Regions from separate parts of the Homo sapiens genome. Here region 1 is linked to region 2. Evidence: chromatin contacts called from ENCODE Hi-C or POLR2A ChIA-PET data. All regions are on one chromosome and are shown on one strand. The core of a region is the stretch at or near the end of the contact, and the rest is flanking DNA. Distances in the headings are between cores, read along the strand shown.

What was found. A loop is a pair of places that touch in the nucleus more often than their neighbours do. ChIA-PET counts read pairs that join two places held with the same protein, here RNA polymerase II (POLR2A).
Region 1: a loop to region 2 is called in a map of naive thymus-derived CD4-positive, alpha-beta T cell, with 7 times the contacts of the local background. The contact joins the promoter of KRTAP4-4 here to the promoter of KRTAP2-1 in region 2. A Hi-C loop is called at or near these places in 1 of 168 maps with a recorded cell type or tissue (naive thymus-derived CD4-positive, alpha-beta T cell). POLR2A ChIA-PET finds 5 or more read pairs at or near these places in 2 of 52 experiments (GM12878 and PC-9).

The regions. Positions count from the first base shown.
Region 1 is chr17:41,159,350-41,162,870 of GRCh38, forward strand. It overlaps KRTAP4-4 (keratin associated protein 4-4), which reads right to left and starts at 1,399. Exons shown (of 1, transcript NM_032524.2): 1 at 300-1,399. The coding sequence starts at 1,342. The coding sequence ends at 842.
Region 2 is chr17:41,045,885-41,049,085 of GRCh38, forward strand. It overlaps KRTAP2-1 (keratin associated protein 2-1), which reads right to left and starts at 1,432. Exons shown (of 1, transcript NM_001123387.1): 1 at 657-1,432. The coding sequence starts at 1,383. The coding sequence ends at 997.

The DNA.
Region 1 (3,521 bases), core at 149-2,648, 110 kb after region 2:
CTCCCAACTGGAGGAGAAATAACTAAAGCATGTGTTCACCAACTCTCACTCATTTGTTGAATACTATTCCAAGAGGCTTTAACTCTACAGTCCAGAGCTTGCTCCTTGGCTAGAGAAACTCTTCAAGAAGAGAGTTCCAGGTGCTTGCTCTAAGAAACCACCATTGTATATTAGAATAAAGTGTGCTGAGGAAATAGAGGTGGTGCCCCTGAAATTACATTCTGCAGAGAAGAACAACAGAAAAATTGACTGGTAATTGACCACACTCAAAAAAGAAAAATAATGAGACACAGTATCTGTATATTTCTATGCCTGAAAATTTATTTAAGATTTATTTAGATAAATATTTGTTTAAAATGGAATAGCTCCATATGAGAAATTATGGCAGAGAGCAAATATTTCAATTAAGATAGTTGACAGATTTCAGAGCAAATTACAACTTATGTTCATTTGGTAGAGAGGTAAAATGTGGGGGGAGCATATATTTGGAGGCCAGATTCAATCTAAGAATTGGTTGGAACTGAAGTTTTCCAACTAGCTTCCCATAACTCAGCTCATAGATGAGCTACATCAAGAATGCTGGTTGATGAGAATCTGGTGAGTCCAGATGACAGCCTCAGCAGCAAGAAGCACTAGAGCAGGTTGGGCGGCAGCACATGGTCTGGCAGCAGTTGGGGCGGCAGCAACTGGAGATGCAGCAGGAGAGCCTGCAGCAGCTGAAGCCACAGCAGGAGGAGCTACTGCTGCTAGAGATACTGCAGGAAGGCTGGCAGCAGCTGGAAATGCAATAGCTGGGGTGGCAGCAGGTGGTCCTGTAGCAGGTGGTTTGCCAGCAGATGGGCTAGCAGCATAGAGACTGGCCACAATGGGGCCTGTAGCACCTGGACACACAGCAGCTGGGGCGGCAGCAGGTGGTTCTGCAGCAGGTGGTCTGGCAGCACTGGGGTCTGCAGCAGCTGGACACACAGTAGCTGGGGCAGCAGCAGGTGGGCTGGCAGCACACAGACTGGCAGCACTGGGGCCTGCAGCAGCTGGGGCGGCAGCAGGTGGTCCTACAGCAGGTAGTCTGGCAGCATTGGGGTCTGCAGCAGGTGGGCTGGCAGCACACAGACTGGCAGCACTGGGGTCTGCAGCAGCTGGACACACAGCAGCTGGGGTGGCAGCAGGTGGTCCTGCAGCAGGTGGTCTGGCAGCACTGGGGTCTGCAGCAGCTGGACACACAGCAGCTGGGGCGGCAGCAGGTGGTCCTGCAGCAGGTGGTCTGGCAGTAGCTGGGACGGCAGCAGTTCTCTAGGCCACAGCCCTGGTCAGAGCACACAGAGCCACAACAGGAGTTGACCATGGTGTCAGAGGGTGGAGGTTCTGGGTGGGTTTCCAGGAAGGAGGGTTTGGAAGGCTTGGAAGTCTCCTTGCCCCAGATCCTCTTTTATACCCTGCTCAGGGCTGATGTCATCGGATGCAGCACTCTTTCCTTGTCATTGTTTGTTCTGATGAGCAGGCAATTATCAAATTAGGCAAGTTTGTTTTTCTGCTTAAATTTGTCAACATGGAGAAAAGCATTATTTCCTTCCCCTGGTGTGTTAGGATTCTTCAGGTCAGCTCTTCTTGAACAACCTCTTGTGTGCCTCTTGCTGCAGCTTCCTCCTTGAGCTGCCATGTGACATCTGCCTGCAGGTACCATGTGCTGCAGCCTCATTTTCCTTAATACATTATGTCTGACCTTGGGTGATTTTAATTCTTCTAGGCCCGTAATTTTCTTTTGGTGACTCAGGAGGAGAAAGCTGTGCTTTAATCTCATGGCATGTTTGTTATAGATCAAGTGAGCAATGAAGGTTTGAATGTGAAACAGGTGACCAGTGGCATGAAAACAAATACTATTAGGATATATTCCTTGCCACCTTCCATACAATGAATCATGACCCATTTTCTAGATGTTCTACTGGGGAAAGCAGAATTGTTTTAAGGTGGACATCTAAGTCATGAATTATCGATGCTTCTTTTTCTTGAGAAACAACACTCCAAAACTCAGTTTCAGGGCCTTTAGGGGAAATTGGCTACAGAGATCAGCTATACTAAAAGGTTCAGGTCCCTCCGCTCTCTGCTCTGAGGGGCTGATTTTCCTTCTGACTTTTCCTTCCTGTCTCTCTGGCTTTAACAATCACATTGAGTCATCTCCTCTATTTCTAAGGTTTACTTGCCAACCTAAGGTAAAGGACCCAGTGTCCTTGCTATATATATATAATATATATATATATATATAATATATATTATATATATACATATATATACTATATATAGTATACACACACACGTATATACACACTATATATAAATATACACACTATATATAAATATGCACACTATATATAAATATACACACATACACACACATATATGTGTGTGTATGTATGTGTGTGTATGTGTGCGTGTGTGTGTGTATATATATATATATATATATATATACACACACACACGCACACATACACACACATTATGTCTGACCTTGGGTGATTTTAATTCTTCTAGGCCCATAATTTTCTTTTGATGTATATGTATATATATATATACACTCACACACACACAGGTTTGGGGGAATATATATATTCTGCCAAAGGACCTTAGGAATATATATATATATTATACATATATAGATGGGTAGATAGAGAACCTTATATATAGGTAATATAGGAATATATATATTTACATATTTATGAATATATAATATATATTCTTCATATATGTTTGTATTTAATAGTATGTATAAATATATATATAATATATACAATAACATATTTAGAAATATATATATTTATATATATATGTATTTACCTTTATCTCCTAAGGCCCTTTACCTTAGGAATATTATGCACACACACACACACACACACTCAAACACACACACACACACACTCCCCCAAACCTGGATGTTAAAGAAACCCAAGGAAGAAGGCAGAAACTTCCTGTCTTTGTGCCACCCTCCACTTTGGGATGCTCTTGGGTTAGCAATTTCTGTTTGGACTGGTCTCTCTGAGGATACTATGGACACCCCAACTCTGCTGAGGGTCTTTCCATAAAACATGCTCATCTAAATATTTGGGGGCCATGAAGGTAAGAAAAAGTGAATATGCCAAATGGCAGAACCATGTTTCCAAAACTACAGAAATACTCTCACAAGGAATCAAACCTAACAAGATGAAATATCAGAACCAATTGTAGATCAAATGAGTGGTTATTAATGCAGCATGGCAAACGAGATTGGGGAGGAGTGAATATATCTAAATTTACTGGGAGTATTTATTTAACTATACACACACCCTAAGGTTGTGTCCCCTCTTAGCATCCCTTCACCAGATAGAATATTACAAGTTGAGGACATCTTATCTGAAAATCTGAAATCTGAAATTCTCCAAAACCCAAACCTTTTTGAGTACCTATATGATGCTCAAAGAAAATGCCCAATAGAACATTTAGGATTTCATGTTTTTGCATTAGGGATGCTCAACAAGTATAATGCGAATATT
Region 2 (3,201 bases), core at 182-2,681:
TTGCAGCACGATTCACAACAGCCAACATATGAAAACAATCTAAGTGTTCATCAATGGATGAATGGATAAAGAAAATGTGACACACACTCACACCCAAACACACAATGAAATACTATCAGCCATGAAAAAGAATGAAATACTGTCATGTGCAGCAACATGGATGAACCTGGGGGACATTATGTTAAGTGAAATTAACCAGGCACAGAAAGACAAATAGCACATTCACTCACTCCTATGTGAAATCTAAAGAAGTTGATCTCATAGAAGTAGAGAGTAGAATAGTGACTACCAGAGGCTGGGGAGGGTGAGAGGAGGGGAGGATAGGCAGAGATTGGTCTACAGGTACAAAGTTACAGGTAGATAGGAGGGATAAGTTTTGGTATTCTAATGTACAGTAGGGTGACTGTGGTTAGTAATATTTTATCATATATTTCAAAATAGCGATCAGAGAATATTTTAAATGATCTTACCATGAAGAAATGATAAATGTATGAGGTGACGAATATGCTAAACACCCTGACTTGATTATTACACAACGTATACATGTATGGAAACATTACATTGCACCCCATAAATATGTACAATTATGTGTCAGTTTTTTTAATTAAAAAATTAATTTAATACAAAATATTAGAATGAGTAAATAAAACCAAATCTTTTTGCAAGGCCAAAGAACAGATATTTATTAGAAAATAAACATGCCACGAAATCTTAAGAAGAAGGAAATTGCTTCTTTTACAGACTTCAGAATGGCCCAGGTCTTAATAGATGAGCCCAGTGCTCGGTTCCCTGCTTGGTTGATGTGGGGTTTTGTGGGCTCAGGGCAGGAGGTTTGTTAAAGTAGAGAAATGGGAGTGTGACTTTTTCAGAAGGTGAGTTACGCGTTCCGGGCAGTCAGTGCACTGCTCAGCAGGAGGAGGTCCTGCAGGTGGTGCTGCAAGGGGTCGGCTGGCCGCAGGGGGACTGCACAGACACAGGCTGGCAGCAGGTGGTGGCTCAGCAGGAGGAGGTCCTGCAGGTGGTGCTGCAAGGGGTCGGCTGGCCGCAGGGGGGCCGGCAGCAGGGGGACTGCACAGACACAGGCTGGCAGCAGGTGGTGGCCCAGCAGCAGGGCCTGCACACCACAGCCGTGCACGACGAGGGGCAGCAGGTGATGGGGCGGCAGCAGCCTTCCTGCAGGGAGCAGGGGTCGCAGCACACCGGGCGGCGGCAGGGCTCGCAGATGGGGCGCGTGCAGCGGGGCACGCAGGTCACGGGGCGGCACACGGTGGTCTGGCAGGTCACGGGGCGGCAGCAGCAGGGGTCGCGGCAGCAGCAGGGCTGGCAGCAGCCTCCCCCGTAGCTCAGGGAGGAGAAGGTGGAGCCGCAGCAGGAGCCGGTCATGGTGGTGTCTGAGGCTGGTGTGGGTTGGGCTGTGGAGAGGAGCTGGATGTTCTCAGGTGTGAATGTCCTCCTCCCCCTCTGGGCCCTTTATATACCCTGGCCGGGTGCAGGTGACCCTTTTCGTTTACCTTTTGGCCAATTAAGTAGAATTTTGTTTTGACTAATGGTTGCTTGTGACACACTCATTATCTCACTAAAGAGCTCTTGTTTTATCTCTAAGTATGGATGTACTCACATTGGGTGAAAATCTAAGAACTCATCGTCATTTGAGGTGATAGTAGCTCTTGATGCTTATTTTGAGTAGATAACACTGGATCAAATCTGGACAAAACGGTCTAAAAAAACTTCAGTTTTTAAAAGAAATTAAAAACATAGAGAAGTACATAGAACATTGAGTAGAGCCTATCCTGACCCCAATAGGGGACTCAAGTCCTTGGAAGCACCTACATGTGAAACGTGAATCACACGAGTGTTAGACAAGCCCTCCCACGTAGTCTGCTTGGGAATACGTTTGATTATCACTTGATATAGTGGGATACATAGGCCTTGAATAGGATAGCAGCTCATAGAGTTGTACAGGACAGACAAAAATTTTTGCAAACCACTAAGTGTTGGAATAAAACCTCCAAGACTGCCTTGCATGTTTTCTTTTCTCTAGTTCAGGTTCTGTGCAACTCTGGTCTTTCTGTCATAAGATGCTGATTTTTATCTCTGAAACATGTCATTTTTTAGCGTTGCCTTTCTTGTGCATGTAATGAAGAATTCTGTAATGGGAAATTTTTCTGAATATACCTTGTTGGCCGGGCGCAGTGGCTCATGCCTGTAATCCCAACACCTGGGGAGGCCAAGGCAGGTGGATCACCTGAGCTCAGGAGTTCAAGACCACCCTGGGCAACATGGTGAAACCTCAACTCTAATAAAATACAAAAAATTAGCTGGGTGTGGTGGCAGTGCCTGTAGTCCCAGCTGTGCCGGAGGCTGGGGAACGAGAATCACTTGAGCCCCAAAGGCGGAGGTTGCAGTGAGCCGAGATCATGCCATTGCACTCCAGCTTGGGCTACAGAGTGAGACTCCATCTCAAAAAAGAAATATGCATATATACTTTGACATAGGTGCTCTGATTAGCAAGTGACAAGAAAGGGGTTTTCAACCAACATTGCACACATATCCAGAACACTGTTCAGGGGTAGACGCATTGGGAGGCTGCCCAGTGTTCTGCTGTGGCACTGCTAAAAGCGTGATGGATGCGCTTCTTCAGGAAGTGTTGCCAGGGGCAGTTCAGGAACTACATGGGGGAAACAGTCCCATTACTTTCCAGCTTTACTCCTCCTGTTAGTCACCAGACAGGGTTTTGAATCACTTCGGGATCATTTTCTTTATTTGAAAGAATGTGCCTTGGGGCCGGACATCTAAAGCTCCCCAAATGGAATTTCAAGCATAATTTCAAAACTTTAAGAGGAATGTAAATTGACTGGACCCGGTAGTCACAATTAGGGAAACAGAAGAGGGAGATATCAGGCACAATCTCATCGCTAGAGACCTTTGACTCTCCTGTTTTACATTCTTTTCTTTGTTTACGGACGTGGGATTTTTGTTTTTCAAAGTGGTAACCAGAGGTAACTAGGTAAAAAGTTGTATATTCTGCTCTTTTCGAGACATATTATCTCATAATTTATTTTCATGCTGCTGTGGAGTCTTCATGATAATCACATTTTATGCAATGGGAGCCTCTTTGGAAGACTTAAATCATCACATTAACAAGACTCATTTCTCTACTGCAGAAACTTCAAACCCAAGGTCATTCTAAAGAGATCTGTC